Linked DNA regions of Homo sapiens: region 1 is linked to region 2. A link is a loop called in an ENCODE intact Hi-C map of the cell type or tissue named here. Cell type or tissue: K562. All regions are shown on one strand. Each heading gives the region's core, and the rest is flanking DNA. Links, peaks and the distances in the headings are about the cores only.

Region 1 (5,000 bases), core at 1-5,000, 210 kb after region 2:
CTGAATCATGAAGACAAAGGACCAGCGTTCCTACTCGGGCCATATTGTTGACATATGAAAAGGTAATCAAGAAAATAGATACAAGGTGGTGCAGGAACATAATGCCAAAGTCCTTGAGGAAAGAAGAAACATCCATATTAGAGTTTAGCAACATCACATTTCCATTTAGCCATTCAGCCACTGAACCAGTATTTACTGAGAACCTCCACAAACCTAGCACTGAGGATGAATAAGGTATGAATAACGTATAATTCTTATCCTCCAGGAGTCCATCACGTGTTGGGAGAGACACATAGGAGATCAGTGGAAGCCCAAGATCAAGGCTCTGGCAGATTTGGTATCTGGAGAGGGCCCACTTCCTTGTTCATAGATGGTGACTTCTAGCTGTGTCATCATATGGCAAAAAGGGCAAAGCACTTCTTTAGGGTCACAGGAGATAGGAGGACATCAGTGACTACCAAGAATGCGATCAATGCCAGGACAAAGACCATATCACAAAGAGTGCTTTGTACCAAGCCAAATAATTTGAAGCTAAGGGAGAAATCACTACATAATTTCAAGAAAAGAAGGGCACTACTTGCATTTGAACTTTAGGAAGATCTTTGGGGCAACTGTACAGGTTTAACTGGACCACTTCTCTGACTACTAATGATTGGGGCTTCGGCAGGTATTGGCTGTGTCTTTGACCAGAGTGTGGCATCTATGAAGGGACAGTAGGTTAAGGTCAGAGGAAAAGGGCATCGTATGGCTCCCAGCCTGGGCAGTCCACTGCCTACAGAAGGGTTGATAAGCCACATAGCAAGGTTTAAGGTGGTGCTATGGTCTAAATATTTGTGTGCCCACCAAATTCATGTTAAAATCTTAATGCTCAAGGCGATAATATTAGGAGGTGGGGTATTTGGGAGGTAATTAGGGCATGAGGCCAGAACCCTCATGAATAGGGTTAGTGCCCTTGTAAAAGGGACCCCAGAGAACTGCTTTGCCCCTTCCACCATACGAAGACACAGCTAGAAGCACCATCTATGAATCAGGAAATGGGCCCTCATCAGATACCAAATCTGCCAGAGCCTTGATCTTGGACTTCCCAGCCTCTGGAACTATAAGAAATCAATTTCTGTTGTTTACAGGACTCCAAATCTACAGTATTTTGCCACAGCAGCCCAAATGGATTAAGACGGGGGTGATTGTTTTCTGTTATCTCAGATTTCTTGGAATGTGCATCTCGGTGTTAGCATCCTTCTCCCAGAATACGCCTGTTGGGATACTCAAATAAGAATCCTACCATGTTGGCTCTTCTGATAGGACCTACACAAACAAGCTCTGAATTTTTAAAAATTGTTTTATGTTAGATTCAGGGGGGTACATATGCATGCTTGTTACTTAGGTATACTGCATACTGGTGGGGATTGAAGCCCTGAATTTTAATCATTATCTGTCCATAGACATTAGAAAAAAATATATTTTGCAGAAATAACAGTAAATTGACCATCCTTATTTTGGTCGGCTTCAAGGGAACCTCATCTTGGCCTCAGTGAAGATTGTTTTTTTCTGATATTATCTCCTGACCATCTGGACATGGTTTGTTGTGATATGGAATTTCTGTTGCTTAGAAATATAGTGTCTCTTTTACTCATACTTTTATCTAATCTATATATCTCTCTCAGAGTAAGTCTGAATTTCTTTGAGACTTAAATGCCAAGACTGACCCTAATGTTGCTCTATTTGAAGCCTCTGGAGGAAGAGGTCTATTCCCCATAGACTCTTCATCTAGGGTAGATTTATTTGAATCTCTCTCTCTCTAGGGGAGACAGCAAGAAAATGAAAAGCATATCCGAAAACTGACGTATGAGCACATCGTGATTATGAAAAAGCACAACATGTAGGTTAAATCTAGGGGAGTAAACCTAAATTTTTATCTTGAAAAGTCAATATTCATATGGTCATTTATTCATTAAAAATAGTGATTGAGCATTTACTATGCTCTAGACAGTTCTAGGCTTTGAGGATGAATAAGTAAGCAAACTAGACAACTACTTTTGCCCTTGTGGAACCTGTATAATCTAGTAGGGGAGAACAGACAAAAAATATAAGTAAATGATCTCTTATAGTAGAAGGTAAAAATGTGCTATGGGGGAAAAAGAAGCAATCATGAGAAGGGTGAGGAGTCCTGGTTGCTGGGGGAGATAGACTATAATAGTACACAGAGGGGCTAGACCAGGGCAGGCTTCTCTAAGAAGGTGACTTAAAGATGATGAGGAAGCTAGTCTTACAGAGAGATGGGGAGAAAATATTCAAGCCAGAGAAAACAACCAAGGCAAAGGCATTACCCGTCACACTCTTTCTATCCTGATGTGTTCAAGGAATAGTGAGGAGGTGAGTGTGGCTGGAGTCAAGTAAGAAGCAGAGACGTGTAGAAGCCAGAGCAGCAACATTACAGATTGTAAAAATTAGTAGCTTCTTCTTATCTATTACCACTATTTAAAAAGATATTTTAACTTTGTTGAATAAAAAGTAATCACGCTACTATTTAATCCCTGATATGTAACTGTTCTACGTAGCATTTGTATTCAGATATAAATTGGGAGGTTAAGGGTCAAGAATAAAATTATTTCTGGGGTTGTAAGGACTTAATTTTATCTATCATACTGGAAAAGGTACAAAGCACTTATAAGTACTCTCTAATACTACTTGTAGTCATGAAAATGAAACAGGGCTAGGTTTTTATTCTTACAGATGTCTTCATAAACTCCATCCTACAACATTCCCTTGGGACTATTCCTGTTTGTTCTGAGAATCAGTGTGGGTGACAGTGCTAAGGTTGGTGGATGTTCAGCCAAGCTGAACATCTGGTTTACAAAGGCAACAGAAACCAGATTAGGTAGACTTCTCAGTTCCTTGTGAATTCGACTTAATCTTCTACCCAAGGGGAAGGAGGAGGCCCCTAGTGGTGTCTCTTTTTCTGAACTGCCTTGTACTTTTCCTCTGTAACCCTTTAGCTCTCATGGCTCCTGCCCTGGTTCCTGATTCACTGGGTGACAGCCACTTTCTTCTGGACCCCCACTTACCTATCCTGGACCCTCACTTACCTATCCACCTTTCCACAACTCAGAGAGGCCTCTGTCTCTAATTTCTATTCTCCAATTCAGTTATTATTTTTTTGTTTGGTTTGTCTGTGGTTAAGGCAATTTCTATTTTAAACATAAGTGCAAGAATGTTAAAACCAGGGTCTTATCGACAGGACCAGACTACTGAAAAATATAGGTGTCTTGAACAATTATGGAACATCTATTTCATAACAGCCAATTTGTAATCCAACTCTTATTAATTTTGTCATTTTTGGTAGGGGTAATTTCCTAACTATACTTTTTTTTTTTTTTTTTTGAGACAGTCTCGCTCTGTCACTCAGGCTGGAGTACAATGGTGGGATCTCAGCTCACTGCAACCTCCGTCTCCTGGGTTCAAGCCATTCTTGTGCCTCAGCCACCCAAGTAGCTGGGATTACAGGTGTGAGCCACCACGCCCAGCTAATTTTTGTATTTTCGGTTGAGACGGGGTTTCACCATGTTGGCCAGACTGGTCTCGAACACCTGACCTCAAGTGATGCACCTGCCTCAGCTTCCCAAAGTGCTAGGATTACAGGCTTGAGCCACTGAGTCTGGCTATCTATACAATTAAGAGACTGGATCAGGTTATTTTTATCCTGTCAGTTCTATAATTCTAGGCTTCATAGCCACAGTGATTAAGTAATACTTTAAGTCTTTACTAATTTCATATTTGTGTATATGTGGCGGGGAGCGAGTGTGGGAGAGCCCACACATGCACCCTCTTTATTTAGCAGCTGAGTAGCTGGTGATGTCACTACAGGTTGGGGTTTCAAAAGTCAACTTCAACAACTTTAATTGCTTAAGTGATTCTGTCTACAGCTTAGTGAACATGTCCAGAGGTTATTTTCTACCCTGGAAAGTGCCTAACATTTATGGACAACCATACATATTGATTTACTGCTAGGATAAACAGTATATTAGTTTCCTAAATGAGGTCAGATAATTTAAGAAATGAAGTGCAACGATTTCTCTTATTTTCAATTAACCTAGTCTCCAAACAGCATGACACATTGATGGTAGATTCCACTGTCAGGGGAAACATGCGTCTTCCAACAGTTAATTCTAACTGCCCATGGCAGAACTGAGCATTGAGAATGCAGTGGCCTAAGAACCTACCACTATATTCCTTCCTCTAGACTCACATTTACATCTAGTTCTCAGCTCACTGGCAGAAGAGAAATGATGACCATACTCTGAGTTTAATAAGTGATTATGTACAGGTGCAACTTACCAGTTTTACCTACTTCTGAAATTCTGATGTCTTTGCAGTTAGTACCTAAGGTTTTCTTAAGTCATTAAAGTTAGACAATACCAAAATGCCTTAGACATACAATAAAAATTGCACTGATAACATTTTCCACTGAAAGATAAAATCTGTTCTCTCCAAGCTGTTATTAGATTCCATCATGTGGAGTATAGTGTTCTACCAGATAATAACTACTTCAAAACAATGGATCCATTAACGTAGAGCTTACCTTTCAACTAATATTTTAAACTGTTTCCTAACCATAATCAAATGAAAACACACACTGCTTAATTCAGAAATTCACTGAGTTTATATTTGCTATGCTTAATACACAGATTTCAAAGTTTAACCAGCTGAATACCTAAAAAGAACAATATTTTCCACATTTTCTATTGTTCAGCTCTGAATGATTGCTCTTGGCTCACTGAAAGAGAACAAGGGTTTTTCTCTATTTAATTTTAAAATGAATAAATATAAATTGATTAAAACACTTATGGAGGATTAGTACCATTTTATAATTAAGTTTCCTGAGATGTATCTGATATAACATCAGTAAACAACCCAATGGCCTTGCCAATACAGCACGGCTCCTTTAAAAACAAGAGCCTTGTTTTTTAGACAAAATTTGCTTTGTAAAGATGTTTTTTGCA
Region 2 (15,761 bases), core at 296-5,295:
TTCTAATGGCCTTCCATAATAATTCTGCTTTAGATGTGTATACAGAAAATGAAAGAAACTAGGGTCCATATGAGGGAAAACCCAATGTCAAGTGGCAGCTCAGCCACCACTCAGTGCTTCTCTGTGCAGGAGCCAGTCCTGATTAATATGTGGGAATTAGTGAGACATCAGGGAGTAAGTGACACTTTGAACTCCTCAAGGGCAGAGAACTGTCTTTCATTTTTGAACCCTCGGTGTACACAGAGGCGGGTCTATAACAGGCAATCAACAAACGTTTCTTGAGCTAGACCAAGGTCAGATTTGAAAAGAACAGAAGGACTGAAGACCAGCTGTGTTTCTTAACTAAATTTGTCTTTCAAGTGAAACCAGCTTCCTTCATCTCTAAGGCTAAGGATAGGGAAAGGGTGGATGCTCTCAGGCTGAGGGAGGCAGAAAGGGAAAGTATTAGCATGAGCTTTCCAGTTAGGGCTGTTGATTTATGCTTTAACTTCAGAGTGAGTGTAGGGGTGGTGATGCTACCATTACTGTGAGGACCTACCAGTGTGGCTGGAGCAGGGACTCTCTCCCAGGCCTTTTACTCCTCAGCACCTCCCTGCATACTGATTGTTGTTTTTAGTTTCTGTGAAATTATATTCATGAAATGAAAATAGCGCATTTTACTTTGCTGTAGTTTCATAAGGTTTTATACAAAAAAGCAAGTAAATATGGCAGAAAAGCACTCATTTGCCCCTGCTCCCTCAAAACACCACAGAATGACATAGAACTAAAGGCGGCAGGAATCTACAAGAATGAAGAAAACACAGTGATGCCACCTGCAAAATCTTGGGAGCCAGAAAGCAAATGGACAATTGATAATAGAGTTACAAGATGAGAGAAAACAAAAATGTAACCTGTTAGTTGGGGGAGCCTAGAAACATCCTGTTTTGTACCACAGACCCCTAGAAAGTTTCAAGATGTAAAAACACTGGATCCTTCTGGAAGGAGGAGACAAGGGGACAGAGGGACTGAAGACAGAAGAATGGACCAAAAGCCTGTATGGAAACAGAATTGCAGAGCCCCGCCTGCAGCAGGATGGCTGCCTTTCCCCAGTTCCAGCGAGAAACTGCATACTCCCTCTCTGAGGAGGCTCACAGGGAGGTTTGCACTTAGAGACACAAGATGAAGTTGAAGGGGCAGCTAACATACAAGAGACAGGGGGATTGAATGTAAAGCTGTGTATGAACAGAAGAACTCCCAGCCCCTCTCTTCTGGCAGGAGATTGAAGAATGATTTTCTGGGGAAATTGGCCAATCTTAGAAAAGAGGTCGGGCCAGGCGCTGTGGCTCACTCCTGTAATCCCAGCACTTTGGGAGGCCAAGGCGGGCGGATCATGAGGTCGAGAGATTGAGACCATCCTGGCTAACATGGTGAAACCCCGTCTCTACTAAAAATACAAAAAAATTAGCCGGGCGTGGTGGCGGGCGCCTGTAGTCCCAGCTACTCAGGAGGCTGAGGCAGGAGAATGGCGTGAACCCGGGAGGTGGAGCTTGCAGTGAGCCGAGATCGCGCCACTGCACTCCAGCCTGGGCGACAGAGCGAAAAAAAAAAAAAAAGAAAAAGAAAAAGAAAAGAGGTCAAGGACTCCGTCCTTGGAATCCTAAGAAAATTTTCCAGCCGTATTACCCTTCTATGAAGCCCACCTGTCAACCAACAAGCACCCACTCGATCAGAGCTTCCCCAGGCTTTTTGGTGTCTCCTCCTTGCATGGGAATTGACTTCCAAGGACCACCAGACACTGAGGAAGTATTTTAACATATAAAGCAAAAGCAACAATAGGGCAGCTGGAGAAAGGAAATTAGAAGTAACAGAGCCAATGCAGTGATTAGAAAAACACTCAAAAAATGGTAATAAATGTGTTCAATGGGTCAAGAGAACATATTTCCATCTATTTAAATAAAAACAGGAATCAATAAAAGTGAACATACAAAAAAGAGCTCTTGTCACAGAAATGAAAACCTTGGGAGCAGGACTGCACCCACGGTTCCCACCAACCTATCCTGCCATCATGTTTTCTCCCTACTCCAGCTTCCTCCCAAGCTCACTCTACGTAGATGGTTTTTCTTCCCTTAGCCAACAAACGAAATTCTGCCTATAAATTAAGCCAGGACACTAGGATATGGAGGTATATTATTTATGTCTCTTTTCCAGTGTTTCCTGGTATATAACAGCAAAGATGGTTTAGCAAGTTAACTGGTCAGGCCAGAATTCTTGATGGTTGCCAAGTCAGGAGGCAGACGGTGAAGGAATGCATTCTGGTTATGAAAAATGGCAATGACGAGTAAGTTGCAGAGTAAAGATGCCTTTTAGAGGAAATTAAGGTTTGCAATAAATGCATGCTAATCCTCTAATTTTGATGAAAGACTAAAGCTCTTGTTTTGGTTTGCATTTCAAAGAGCAAGAGCATAGGCTCTTGTGCTGGGAGGTGGCCAGTTTCCTGGAAAGGAATTTATGGAGTCTGAAAGAGGAATTAGTACAAATTATATTTTCAAATAAGATACTTGAAAGTTATTGATGACAGGGAAAAGATTGTCTAAAGAGGGCTTGAAATTGGGGAAATAATTGAGGCTCAGTGACAAAGGAGAAGATTACAACTTCAAAAATGAATAAATAAATAACATTGCATGTTTATTTTACAACACCAGGGGGCGATGATGTCTACGTTTTTATTCTGTATCCTTTATCGCTGACAAAGATTTGGTCTCTGCAATTTTACCTTATTGTTTCTCAGATGACCAAGGGGTTGGCTTAATTTGTTCTGTTTAAACTTATTGCAAGTCCTTCTGTAATTTCCTAATGTTTTCATAATGTGTGTTGTGACCAGACTCTCCTTATAACCCCAGTTAATAAAAGTTAACAGGAAAAAAAAAAAATAGAAGGATTGGAAGATAAAGTTGGGGAAATTTCTCTGAAAGTAAAACAAAAAGATAGAGATGAAAAGTAGGAAAAAATAAGAAAAGAAAAAATTGAGGGTAACAATTCAGGTGGTGCAATAATTAGTCAATAGTCTAGTTCAAGAGAGTTTATTTAAAAAAATAAATTTAGACTATTTTAAAAAATAGTCTAAGATCATTTCCTACAATTGAAGAATATGAATTTCCAAGCTGAAAGAGTTCACCCAATACTGAATATAATAAATAAAAATCCTATTTGGGCACAGTATGAAATTTTAGAAAATGAGGGAAAAGGAGAATATTTTCCAGGAGAGAAGGAGGAATGTGTGACATATAATCGATAAAGAATTATAATCATGTGACTGGGCACAGTGGCTCATGCCTGTAATCCCAGCACTTTAGGAGGCCGAGGCAAGAGGATTGCTTGAGCCCAGGAGTACAAGACCAGCCTGGGCAACCTGGCGAAACCCCATTTCTAACAAAAAAAGAAAAGCAAAAATTAGCCAGGCATGGTGGCATGAGCCACTCGGGAAGCTGAAGTGGGGTGATTGCTTGAGTTCAGGTGGTTGAGGCTGCAGTGACCCAACATCGCGCCACTGCCCTCCAGCCTGGGCAACAGAGCAAGACCTTGTCTCAAAAAAAAACAAAACCAAAAAACCAAAAAACAAAACAAAACACACACACACACAAAAGAACTATAATGACATAGGACCTCTTGACAATGAAACTAAAATTCATAAAGATTTGCCTTCAAAATTCTAAGGGGAATCATTCTATATGTAGCAAAGCTATTCTCAAGAATGAGAGAGGTCTAAAGACATTCTCAGTCATGCAGGTCTCAACACCTCTACTCCCCATCTTTTCTCAGAAAGCCACAAAAGGGGGCTTTTTTTTTAAAAAATAAGGTCACAGATAAAAAAAATAGGAAGATATGGGATGTAAGAACAGATGACCTAACTCAAGAATGAGGTGCTGGGAATCTCCAGGATGATTAGGAAGGAGATCCCAGGATTACAGGTGTGCTGTACCCAGAGGAAGTAGTCAGCTAGATTGAGGCAGGGAAATGGGTTCTGAGAGGAATGTCCCCCAGAAAAACATGGTGCTGCTAGAATGCCTGGTGGGTTTGAATGCTGAGAGAAGACAGAACCCCCTGCTAGAGTTTGAGGGTAAGTTAGCAATGCGTAATAGAAGACAAAGAGAGTGAGATTGGAGATTTTTAGCTATTAGCTCTAGGTGGAAAGAAAAGTTACACAAAAAGAAAATATATTTTTATTTTACCTTATGACTCATCTGAGAATGTTATTTACAAAGTCACATCAATGTAAAAGCTTAATACTGATCTAAAGCAGAATTATAGATAGATTATGAAAGGAACAAGAAAATATGTGGGGTAGGTTGGGATGGGATAGGACATGGGTAAAAAAAGAACTGGATCCTTGTGGTCCTCATATTTCATAATGGAAACTAAACAGTTAAACATTTAAACAAATAAGATGTTTTACAATAAAAACATCTTATTGTAAAAGATGAAGGTGAATACTGAAAGAAACTGCTAAAAGATTTATGTACATATATATCTTTCATTGAAAAAAATAAAGTTTAAGATGAAAAGGGGATAGAAATGCAGTACAGTTACAAAAATTAAAACAATAGATACTGAAACTATTATAGATTTGAAAGATACATCACCAGAACAGAAGGGAGTCCAGAAATAGATTCACCAGAGATCCCATTTATCAGAATATATTTTAAACTTCTAATCACAAAAAGTGAGCACACTTTTCTCTTCCTGCATTGTTCACAATCATTTGGAAAAAATCTCAAATCTATAAATAAGACGATGGGGTAAAGGTCAAATAAGTTTCGGTACATATATGCAATGATGTTTTTCATGAAGCCAAAATAATGATGTTGACTTACATTTATTGTTTTTTGTGGAGCAATGCCCATGTTATATTGTGCAGAAAAAAACCATTTCTGATCATCAAAGATGGTATGATGCTATCTATCTGTCTAATCATCTATGCACACACACTCATACATGCATGCATCTGTTATGTGTGTATCTGTGTTTGGTGTGTGCTTGTACATACTTGTATGCATAAAAAGATATCTGGAAGAATTTCTGCCAAATTTTGGTAACTTTTATTTCCAGCCATTTGTCCTCTGTGTGACCAGAACTCCCTGCATATACTAAAATGTCTATTGATGGTCTTTGAGGGCAGAGACTGCCTAGTTCATCTTAATGTCCCCAGTGCTTTACTCGGTACTTGGCATAAAGTTCTACCTCAATACATCTTGTTGAATAGTCTTCTCAAAGTCACACAGGTAGTTTATAACTTGTCAGCCCCCACGTAAGGAATAAAAGTGGAAAACGCCCATTCTTTCCGTGGGTCAGAGCAGTGCCTTTCAACAGAAATATAATATGGGCCACTAATGTGAGCCACATAGGTAATTTTAAATTTTCTAGTCACATAAAAAAGTGGAAAAAAAACAGGTGAAATTTATGCTAATTGTATATTTTATTCAACCCAACATATCCAAAATATTGCCATCACAACATGTAATCAAAAATATCCTGAGATTTTTACATTATCTACTAAATATTCAGAATCTGAGGTGCATTTACATTTACAGCACATGTTAGCTCAAATCAGCCTTATGTCAACGTCTGTTCTCAAGAGCCACTAGTGGCTACTATGTTGGACAACACAGAATTAGAATATCAGGTTCATGAATTCTCTAGTCTGAATCTCAGTTGTCTCTACAATTCTAGTCTTATAAAAACATGAGCCCAGCTTCTCCATTGGAATGTGTCCTTACACTGTACTCAGAAACTTTGCAAAACTTCAGTTTTGCAGGATGTCAGTTTGGATGCAAGAAAGACCTTTGGGGAATCAAACAAATCATTTTGATGTCAGAAGTCATAGAGCTACACTGGCCTGTATCAGAAGTGGTTAAAATGCTTTACATCATACATTTTATTTGATTCACCAGTGTGAGTTGACAAAAGTGAAATAACTAAGATTGTTTAGTGTAACAAAATACAGTATGATATTAAAAATGGTCATATTAGCTAAGCTTCCTGAGGACCTCTTCCCAAAACAAGTTTTCTTCCAGTTGATCTGTAAGAACCATTTATGATTTTTTTCTGTGAACAATTCTTAGGAAAAGTTGAAGCAGCACATCTTCCAACTTATTTTGAAAACAGGCTCTCAGTTAATTTTGGTCCATTTCAAAATTGCATGAAAGAGATGCCCATATATTAGAAATGCTACTGTTTGAGAAAAAAAAAGGTAGAAAAATTGGCCTCTAGTTTTTTTGTCCAAAAACTCTTTTTTATATAGTTACTCTAAATGTACTCTACATGTGCCCTTAGGAAATTATTTCAATGAAAAGATTCTTTGAATTTGGTGCTGCCCCCGTGCCTATAATTTTTGGCAATTATACACTCATTTTAAAATGTAGGTCCTGGAATATTTTAATACTATATTCTGAAAGTGTAAAATACATAGGATCATAATTAGGTATAGTTTGCCATATATTTATTCAATAATTAAATATCAGTTTCTTATCGTAAGAAAATATCAGAACAGTTTCATCATGTTGGTTTAGGATCCCACCTCATATTTCCAACTAAGGGTTTGATTTATTAAATATTTCTTATGCATGCAAAATCTCTCCATAATCAAGGCACAAAAGGATGTTAGAGGAAATACAAAATTAAGAATTTGGTTGTTTTCAAACACACTTGGAGAGAAATTTACATATACATGTGTACCATCATAAAATGAGCACTGTGTCCACTTGGATTTGCTCTAAATTTACAGATCAAGTAAATGATCTCACCTGCATGTGAGACGGCAGGTGAAAGTAACTCAGTGAACCTCTAAACCCATTTCCAATTTCTTTCACACTGGGTTCAATTAAATGCCCAATTAATTTAAATAGCAGACTGTAAATAAAGCAATGCACATGATTATCATCTAATTAGCACTGGCCAGCATTATAATGTGCTCATTAGCGAGTTGTATGGTATCCTGAGGCTCATAATGAGTAATCAGGGTACTCGTGATTGGCATGTGGCTATCCGAATGCAACTACTCAACCCAATAAATTGGAGTTAGGACAGAATGTGTTATGTAAAAAGAAAAAATACAGAGCCAGCTGGTGAATTGGCAATTTCCTCCTTCCTGTAATTCAGGTACAGCTCCTGCTCTCAAATACAAAATAAATGTGAGAACAGGAGAGCTGGAGATAGCAGAAGAGCTGGAGATAGAAATGGAAATGTTCGCTAAGGGTGACAGAGAACAAGTGCCTATGATTATTATACAAGATTACCAAAAAAGATAAAACCTTTGTGGTATTTGGTTTCTTTTTCATATCTCAAGTATAGAATCAAAGTAAGAAATGAGCAGAGTTTCAATAACATTTCTTGGAAGGTGAAAATTTAATCATTGAAATATACTTCCTGATAATGTTCATAAAGCATTTTGCCTTCATGGTTTTAGCATGTTACTGCAAAATAGTTTGGCAGGCTGCAGGGAGAGATGCAGCTGAGTGTTGCATTCATTGTTATGTAGGTGATAAGTCACTATGGCAGGTGTTGTCTCTCTTGACACCCAATCCGACACGCTTTTCTTTTGCTTTCCTCTATTACAGAGGCTGGAAAGCAAAATATTTACCTTCCTAGACTCCCTTGCAGCTAGATGAAGGCCAGGTGACATTGTCTTGTCAATGAAATATAGGCACAAGGCCCTATGCAGGCTGTCCCTTTCTGAATAAAGCCTGGGTAAAAGAAAACCTGAGTCTCTTCCCCCTTTCTTCTTTCCTGAATGCACAGCAGCCATGCTGTGATCACTTGGACAAAAGCCACACACCACAGATGGCAGAGCAGGAAGATATTCAGCCTGATTCCTGAACATCCTTTGTGCAGCTACTTCAGCCTGGGTTGCCTGCCTTCACCCATCTTGTTACAGAAGAAAAAGACACCTCTCACTTGTTTAAGCCACTGAAGTAGTTTTTTTGTAATTGTGTTTGTTGTTGTTGTTGTTGCTGTTAACTAAAAATTAATACAATCTTACTCAATAGATCTTTATTAATAAAAATCCTGAAATGTAAGTATAAAGAAAATAACACAATATTGAAGTATTAATGCATTCTTAAATGATCTTCAAATATGATCATTATATCTAGAGATATTCCAAAAATATTCAGTGAAAGGAGGAATCGGTCTTTTTTACCTAGTATCACTGCCATGGAAAGACGATATCACTGGATGGGTGTCCTGGCAGCTCTTTCTTTCCTGGAACATTGCACATGCCCTGCTTTAAATGAAGGAAGCTTTTACTTTAGGCACTTAGTGTTTTTTGAATATGCTTTCTCATCCTTTCACGTGATAAAATTGATGTTAGACTGGGAACAATCTAGATCCCTTTGACAGGATATGCCAGAGGTGGGAAGAAAAAGTGGTTCAAGAAAGGATGAATTTGAAAAAGGATGGGTTAGAAGAAATGGGGAGTAAAGTTCCCAGTTAATTTATAGCTGGAAATAGTCACAAACCAATTCTTCAAGTCCACAGGCCAGAGGTATCCCTGGAGTCCACCCAGATCTGTTGCAAGTGAGCCCAGAATCAATGGAGGCCTCCCCCCAGGGAAGAGCCTATATTGAACTCACCCTTGCATCTCCAGCAGCTGAAGGCATTTAATACATTCTGGTCTGGTGGGTGGGTGAGTTAAAAGACAAGCATGGACAGAAAGGGCCCTAGTTAAGTCCGTGGAGATTTTAGAAGCTTTTTGGATCTGGATTTCTAATTTTGTTCATCCTCAAAAAGCCTGGCATCATGTAACTTGGTGTCAGAGTTGTGTTTCATTCAGGAAGCACATTTCAACAGCCATAAAAAATTAAAAAGTAAATTTTATCTTTATGTCTTTGAGAAATCCGTAATTACTCCACAATAAACTTACTAAAATGCTGTGTCAAAACTCTAGTCACTTTCCTCATTCAGCTCCGTCATGTAAGCTCTCCAACCTTACCTCCCACAAAGCCAAGTTTCCCTCTCCTTCCTTTCTTCTCATTCAGCCTATTATTATGTGATCTGCTTAGTATCTCTTCCAGCAAGAATTTCTTCTTTAGGATGTTGAGAAAGGGGAACTGGAGTTGGAATTTAATTATAGGATTTCTGTTGCAAGATAGCATAGCAGGAAGTCTATGGCTATTCTCACGTTAATAATTTTGCCCCATAACATCAGTTAAATTATCTCTCCATGTACTTTTTTATTGCTATAAAATTCAGATTCTAATTAGAATCGAATGTTTTAAAGACTGGTCCAAAATTGTTTAATAAAGTAGCACATTTCAAAACAGAGTGCTTTGTAGAAGTTATAGCCTTGTTCATTGCATGTAACTAAAATTAAAACAGTATCAAAACACATTAGCCAGGGTCTTATCACCTTCTTGCTCCACTTCACAAAAAAATTAACAATACATCTGAAAGCCTTCTGTGAAGATAGTGCTTCACAAAGAGCAAACAAAATAGAGGAGCTGGTTGGAGAGACAAAGCACAATATGTTGGACTGAATGAGACCCTCAGAGTTGAAGAATATCACACCGTGAATGAACCTTCCATTTTAACCCCATACTAAACTCCTCAGTTGAGAACTGGGTAAACTGAGGCCACCAACACTAAATGGCCTTCTGGAGTTTTAGTGGTTAGATGCAGGGCCAGGCTAGAATGTAGTTCTGATGACTCCAGTCCAGGATGCTGGTTGCTAAACTCCACGAAGGCCTTTGTACATCGATCTGCCTTTGAATTTCCTGGCACCTGCCTACCTGCATTCTGACTTCCTCTGGGATCCACATGTGGACCTGTGGCGCAACCTCTTGCTTGGCCAGGGTGAGCAGGGCATCAGCATTCCAAAGCTAAGAGAATAAGATACACACACACACGCACACACACACACACACACACACATCTCCAAAACTCAGACAGGAACATTTATTTTTATTTTGTTAAGTCAATGCAGTTTTCATCTAGAAATATAGCAAGAGCTCTACCATTTTTTTATTTGAACAATTGCTTAAAAAAAAAAAGAAAGGAATGATTATGTAGAAATGTTTTTGATGCAGAATTACTGAGCCTGGAGGCAAGGGGGCGGGGCGGGGCGGGGCGGGTGGAAGATAGTGCCCATCTTCTATTAGCAGCAGGATGTATGAGCACAGATGACAATCCGGTCCATGCTGTTCATCAGACAAAGCCTGAATCCTGGAAAAAGCCAACTCTTTGAACAGGAATTAGAGTGTGATCGGCTCAGTTGACGTACAGGGGTAGGTGAGTGCGAGAGTAAAGAAGCTCTTCTTTGTCTTCGGTAGTGCTGGGTTTCTTTTCCAGGCACACAGATGGCCTGCTCCCCCTGCAGCGCACCCAGATCCTCCCAGGGAGGCCGCTTCAGTTTCCACTTGGCCAGCGCCAGAAACGGGCTGCTGTGCTGCCAGCGCCTACGTTCCTCCCCGCGCTGCGCCAGGAGTCCCGTTCGGCGGGACCGCAGCTGCTGCCTTCACTCATTACCTGCCCCTGTCCTGGCAGCTCCTTCAGAACATATTGTTCTTTGGGGAAATATCATGGTTTTTGAACTGAGGACAGATTCTCTTCAGAAATCACATGGCAAAACATTAGAAAAAAAGAAAAACTAAGAAATTTAAAAATTCAGAACAGAAGACAATCGGTTTTATGCTAACTTTTATAACCTTAATCGTTGAAGCTTTTCCCCTCCTTTAGAGCAATTACTTCTATGCTGCCAAAAGAAATGAGAAGTGATTTCATCTGAGTCATTACTGTGCTCTCCCTCAAAGGATAGCAGACAGTAATTAGTACTCCACACCAGACCTGCCTCAAATTTGGCATAAACTGCATTCGTCCTTTACAGAGCCGAAAATGAAGCACTTCTAAGTCTTAGAATCTTCTCGTGAATTTCTGTCATTTGGCAGAAATTTCTGGAGTCGTTGCTTCTTATAGATCTTTTCTACTGTTAACTTTAAAAAAATAGACTTTTAACAATTGGCAAATGGCACCACATTACCTTCAGAGTGAAATCACCATCTGAAAGCATTCGAAGTAAGGGGAGGGGAAAAGTTAGACCCCCATTTTAGTTTCCTGGCAATATTGAGATCTAGAAATTCATCCTAGAAGCTGTTTGCCATTTCCAAAGTGCCTAGGACAGCCCATCAATGAGGGCAAAATCCTCAGGGGCAACTGGACACGAGCGGTCCTTTTTGGAAGACTTTATGAATAGCCACAGAAGTACAGGTGTTGGGCATTGATGTGTGCTAGACCCAGAGAAGCAGGGAGGCTTCGTCAGAAAGCCAACCAGCCATCCAGAATGTGGTCATGGACTGGGTAAAGCTCCCCGCTAGTATTGTGTACCTTAGAGGGTTTCCAGAACATGGTGCAGGGAGGGTGAACCCAGACTCTCTGATTCCAGGCAACAGAGCTGAGAGTCCAGGGACACCAAGGCGGCTATTGCTCACAGGACAGAATGAGAGAGAAGGGAGCTGCAGAGAGAGAATCCAGGTCTGCAGAGGGTCCCTTTGGAAAATGCAGCAATATCTGTTAACTTCTTAGAGCCGTTAACGCTGATTCATGTTGTCTCACAGGAACATGGCAAAAGTGACAATATACAAAATACTTGGGTTTTATTTTCAAGGAAAATCACTGTGAGACTTGATTTGTGCTGTCCAATTCAGTAGCCACTAGACACACATGGCTATTGAAATGTAAATTAAAAGTAAATGAAGGTTAAAAATGCATTTCCGGCAGGGCTTGGTGGCTCACGCCTGTAATCCCAGCACTTTGGGAGGCTGAGGCGGGCGGGTCACGAGGTCAGGAGATCGAGACCATCCTGGCTAACACGGAGAAACCCTGTCTCTATTAAAAATACAAAAAAATTAGCCAGGTGTGGTGGCAGGTGCCTATAGTCCCAGCTACTCCGGAGGCTGAGGCAGGAGAATGGCATGAACCCAGGAGGCAGAGCTTGCAGTGAACCGAGATCGCGCCACTGCACTCCAGCCTGGGCAACAGAGCGAGACTCCGTCTCAAAAAAAAAAAAAATGCACTTCCTCAGTTGCATCAGCTACATTTCAAGAGCTCAATAAACATCTGTGGCCAGTGGCTACTATATTGGACAGCACAGATAGAGAACATCTCCATCACTGTAAAAGTTCAATTGAAGAGTGCTGGAATATACAGTTTTAAAATACTTAAGAAAAGAATCTCATTTTTAGAACCAAGTCACTTGACTTTTTCTTAAACCAAGATTTTTGTATGTATGTACCAATTTGATCTTGAATTTATTTAAAAATTTTGAAAAAATGTAAAGCATTTCAACATTTGACTTTTAGTTTCAAGGACATCTTATAACAATTCTTTTAATCACCATCTGTTTTATAATGAAATATGTCTAAAGAAGGCACCAACTTAACCTTCTTAGGCAGATGTCCAATCAATAGGTTGTCAAAGGAAAGGAACTAATATTCTTCCTGATAGCTAGTTTCAGCAATAATAAATTATTTTGTATTTTTTTTCCAAATGTAGGTTTGATTGGACAGTTTCTTGAGTCAGATTTTCTCTTGAGTCAGATTTTCTTGTCTAGATTTTCTCATCCTAAAAGCTCATGGTATTGACATTTTTCTCCTGAATATGTAGATAGGTAGACATTTTGAATATATGGTTATAGTAACAGTATTTAATGAGCTCAATTCCACTTACTTCTGACAAATAAATTGGAAACAGAAGAGTCTTTTCCATCATTATTAAGGGCAGGCATTTTCTCCAAGGCTGTGAAAAACGATTCCTCTTGCTGCCTAAGGCGTTTCAATTGCAAAAACAATTTACCACCATATGGATCCCTCCAGGAGACTTCAACTAGAATAAAGAGGGAAATCTACTCCCATGGGGACTCTGGGGTTTTTATGGAAGATAGGGGCAGAGTTCTTGGGGATTAATTATAGAAAACAAGCCCACACTTCATCCCAGTCCCCTCTGAGGGTAATGTGTTGCCCAACAGACAGCACCATGGGGTGGCTGAAGATAGCTTTCTCCATGGAAACGGAGAACGGATTTATGGTAGAGTCAATCATTGCTGCAGAATTCCCTGGCTATTAATGCCGGTTTCCTCAGGCCTTGCTGAAAGCAGGCTGAGATTGTACTAGGATGAAGGGGATGTACCAGAATCCTTCAAGACTAACATTATCTTATGTGAAATTTGGCAAAGGGCTTTTAGACAGGAATGAGATCTCTGATGTGTGGAAGATGTAATGACACAAATGTATCATGAAATGTGAAGGCATCTAAAGGTACAGCATGGTGGGACATAGGGTGGGACTGAACCAATGAGCAACGGTCATCACCTGAAGAATCATTCTTCTCTACTTCTTTCATCCCAAATGTCCCAGCAACATGAGACAAATTTCATTCTTAAGCTATTCTTTCTTAATCCCTCAGCTTTTTGCTTTGGAATCACCGAACCACTAATATCAAGTTCAGTTTATTTACCTTTTAGAAAGTTCAGTTGCCTTTTAGAAAGAAAGCTATTAAGTGCGTTTTATAAAAGCAATGACACATGCTCTATACATATACTTGGAAAGGAGTAATTAATACTTTGATTTTTTGAGGTTTGTTATCCTCAGCTACTATCATGTTAAACAACACTCACTTCAACTGTATTGTTTTCATTAATATTCATAGATTATTTAATATGTCATCTAAAATAATTAATGTATTGATATTCTGAGAAGAGTTACATAAAACATTGTGGGGGATTACTAAGATATCTAGCAAAATCTGCCTCAAAATCCTTGTACTTGATTGAAATGACACAGTTATCAACTTAAAGCCCAGCATTCCTAGATTCAATGAGGAAAAAACACACTTACTGAGAAATTGTTAATATAATATTAATAGTCCATCAACAATAATTTTCTAAAACAAAGCTATAGATTTTCATCACAGTTCAGTATACATAGAGACTAATCCAGCTAACAGATGCAAGCATTTAATAGTTGGCCTGGGTTGGAGCATGACCTTGAGGAAGGCACCTGATTTCTCTGGTTTTGAAAGTCTGTCTCCTAAAAATAAAGTATGGAGATGTCATAGTGAAGAGATAAGTCTTTGGGGGTTGAATAATGTTCTATTAGAGTAAGTTCAGTAGAATTTATTGAAATATTGGTGAGCACTACTGTAAAACAGAGACCAGAAGTGAAGCAGAGGTTCAAGTCCATACTGTAGCCTGGCCTGTTCTGTTGTCCCTGGACCCGTGTGTATATACATCTGGAGCCACTGTTGGTCCCACCTAGACCCTGCATGTATGTGTGGGGTATAAGTCAAAGAGGATGCAGTATTTCAATGTCATTTCTGAAAAGGTAGCTGATTTATATGGCAGTCATCATAGAATCTAAATGAAAGCATTCATTCTTACTGATTTTTACCTCTTGTAAATGAAGAAACAAAAGACAGTGTAGGCCAACTATTAATACAATGGCTCAAGCCTGCAATCCCAGCACTGTGGGAGGCTGACATGGGTGGAACATCCTCAAGGGAACTCCTTGAGGCCAGGAGTTCAAGACCAGCCTGGGCAAATATAGTAAGAAGCTGGCTCTAAAAAATATTCAAAAATTAGCCAGGCATGGTGGTGCACACCTGTAGTCTTAGCTAATGGGAGGCTGAGGAGGGAGGATCATTTGAGCCAGGAGTTTGAGGCTGCAGTGAGCCGCTATCCACCACTGCACTCCAGCCTGGGCAACAGAGCAAGTCCCTGGTTCTAAAAAGGAAACATACAAACAAAAAGCATGTGCATGTGTGCACACTCAAACACACAGTGTAATGGGGATATGTGTCAGAAGCCTTGGGTTCTAATTCCTGCTCTGAAGGTGGCGTGACTCCAGGCAAGTTCTTTTACCTAAATAGGCTTCCATTTCCTCATCTGAAAACTGAAACTGGATATGGCTGTGGTCCCCACTAAAATGTCAACAGGAATCAGATGCAGCCTGGCCTTAAGAAGATAAAGGAATCATAGTGGGGCTCCTGCTGGGATGCTGAAGACTGTGAGAAAATGGAGTCCTTGCCTCCTACTGGGGACTGTTAGTATGCAGCTCTGGTCAGTTGTCTCCAGCTGGGGATGCAGGCTCTGTGTTGTCATACTATCAGATTTTTCAAGAAATACAGAACTTCCGATTTTTATGTCAAATATTCTTGTATCTAAATATTGGTAACTGAAGGATTAAAAAAAAAGACCAGTGCGAAGGCCAAACTAAACATCTCTATGGGGAATGGGGCCTGTGCCGCTATTCTGTGAAGTCGGATTAGAAGCCTCTGGTCTGTGCCTACTCTGTGGCTCTACTGGTGGATGGAGAAGGGTGATCTGTGACACAGAGCACTAACTCTAGGCACCACTCTACTGACTCTTCTTTCCGCTTTGTTTCATTAACATATGAACAGAGTAGGGAATGAAAGCAACCACAGTTAGGGGAATGGATGCACTTTTACAAAAAGACAGCACATAAAATAAATGCTCTTCGTGAGTCGGGATCTGGAGGAAATGGTAGAGCTGCAGTATTGTCAATGAGGTCAAGGCACAGAGCAACCGGAAGCTCAGTGTGTAGTTATTTCCCCCTCGGCAGCTCAGGAGGAACATCTCTGAGTTGATTGCAAAGCCCAAGCCAAAGAGGACCCCAAGGTTTCTCACGAGTCCAGCAAAAGGCGTGGTGTCAATGTGGATCCAGTCGGGGTTAGCACACCACTTTTTGGCTATGGGCACGGACCACAGCAGGTCAATGTTG

What was found. A loop is a pair of places that touch in the nucleus more often than their neighbours do. Peaks named below come from ENCODE experiments on the same cell type or tissue, not always from the same donor. Only the 100,000 strongest peaks of a DNase experiment are listed, where the experiment ranks them.
Region 1: it touches region 2 in a loop (4-fold over the local background); 8 of 110 quality-filtered maps call a loop at or near these places.

What each region holds. Positions count from the first base shown.
Region 1 is chr2:168,710,113-168,715,112 of GRCh38, reverse strand. CERS6 (ceramide synthase 6) reads right to left here. Exons shown (of 10, transcript NM_203463.3): 7 at 1-112. Among named protein-coding and RNA genes, the nearest start is that of CERS6-AS1, 74 kb to the left of the region's middle. In K562, for the core only: a CTCF peak has its summit at 2,942; a DNase peak (open chromatin) is centred at 2,952.
Region 2 is chr2:168,907,695-168,923,455 of GRCh38, reverse strand. It overlaps ABCB11 (ATP binding cassette subfamily B member 11), which reads left to right. Exons shown (of 28, transcript NM_003742.4): 28 at 1-2,675. G6PC2 (glucose-6-phosphatase catalytic subunit 2) reads right to left here. Exons shown (of 5, transcript NM_021176.3): 5 at 13,456-15,761. The coding sequence ends at 15,377. Among named protein-coding and RNA genes, the nearest start is that of G6PC2, 14 kb to the right of the region's middle. RefSeq lists enhancers at 9,873-10,407, 10,408-10,943, 14,718-15,513. In K562, for the core only: a CTCF peak has its summit at 2,686 (motif pointing right); a DNase peak (open chromatin) is centred at 2,715.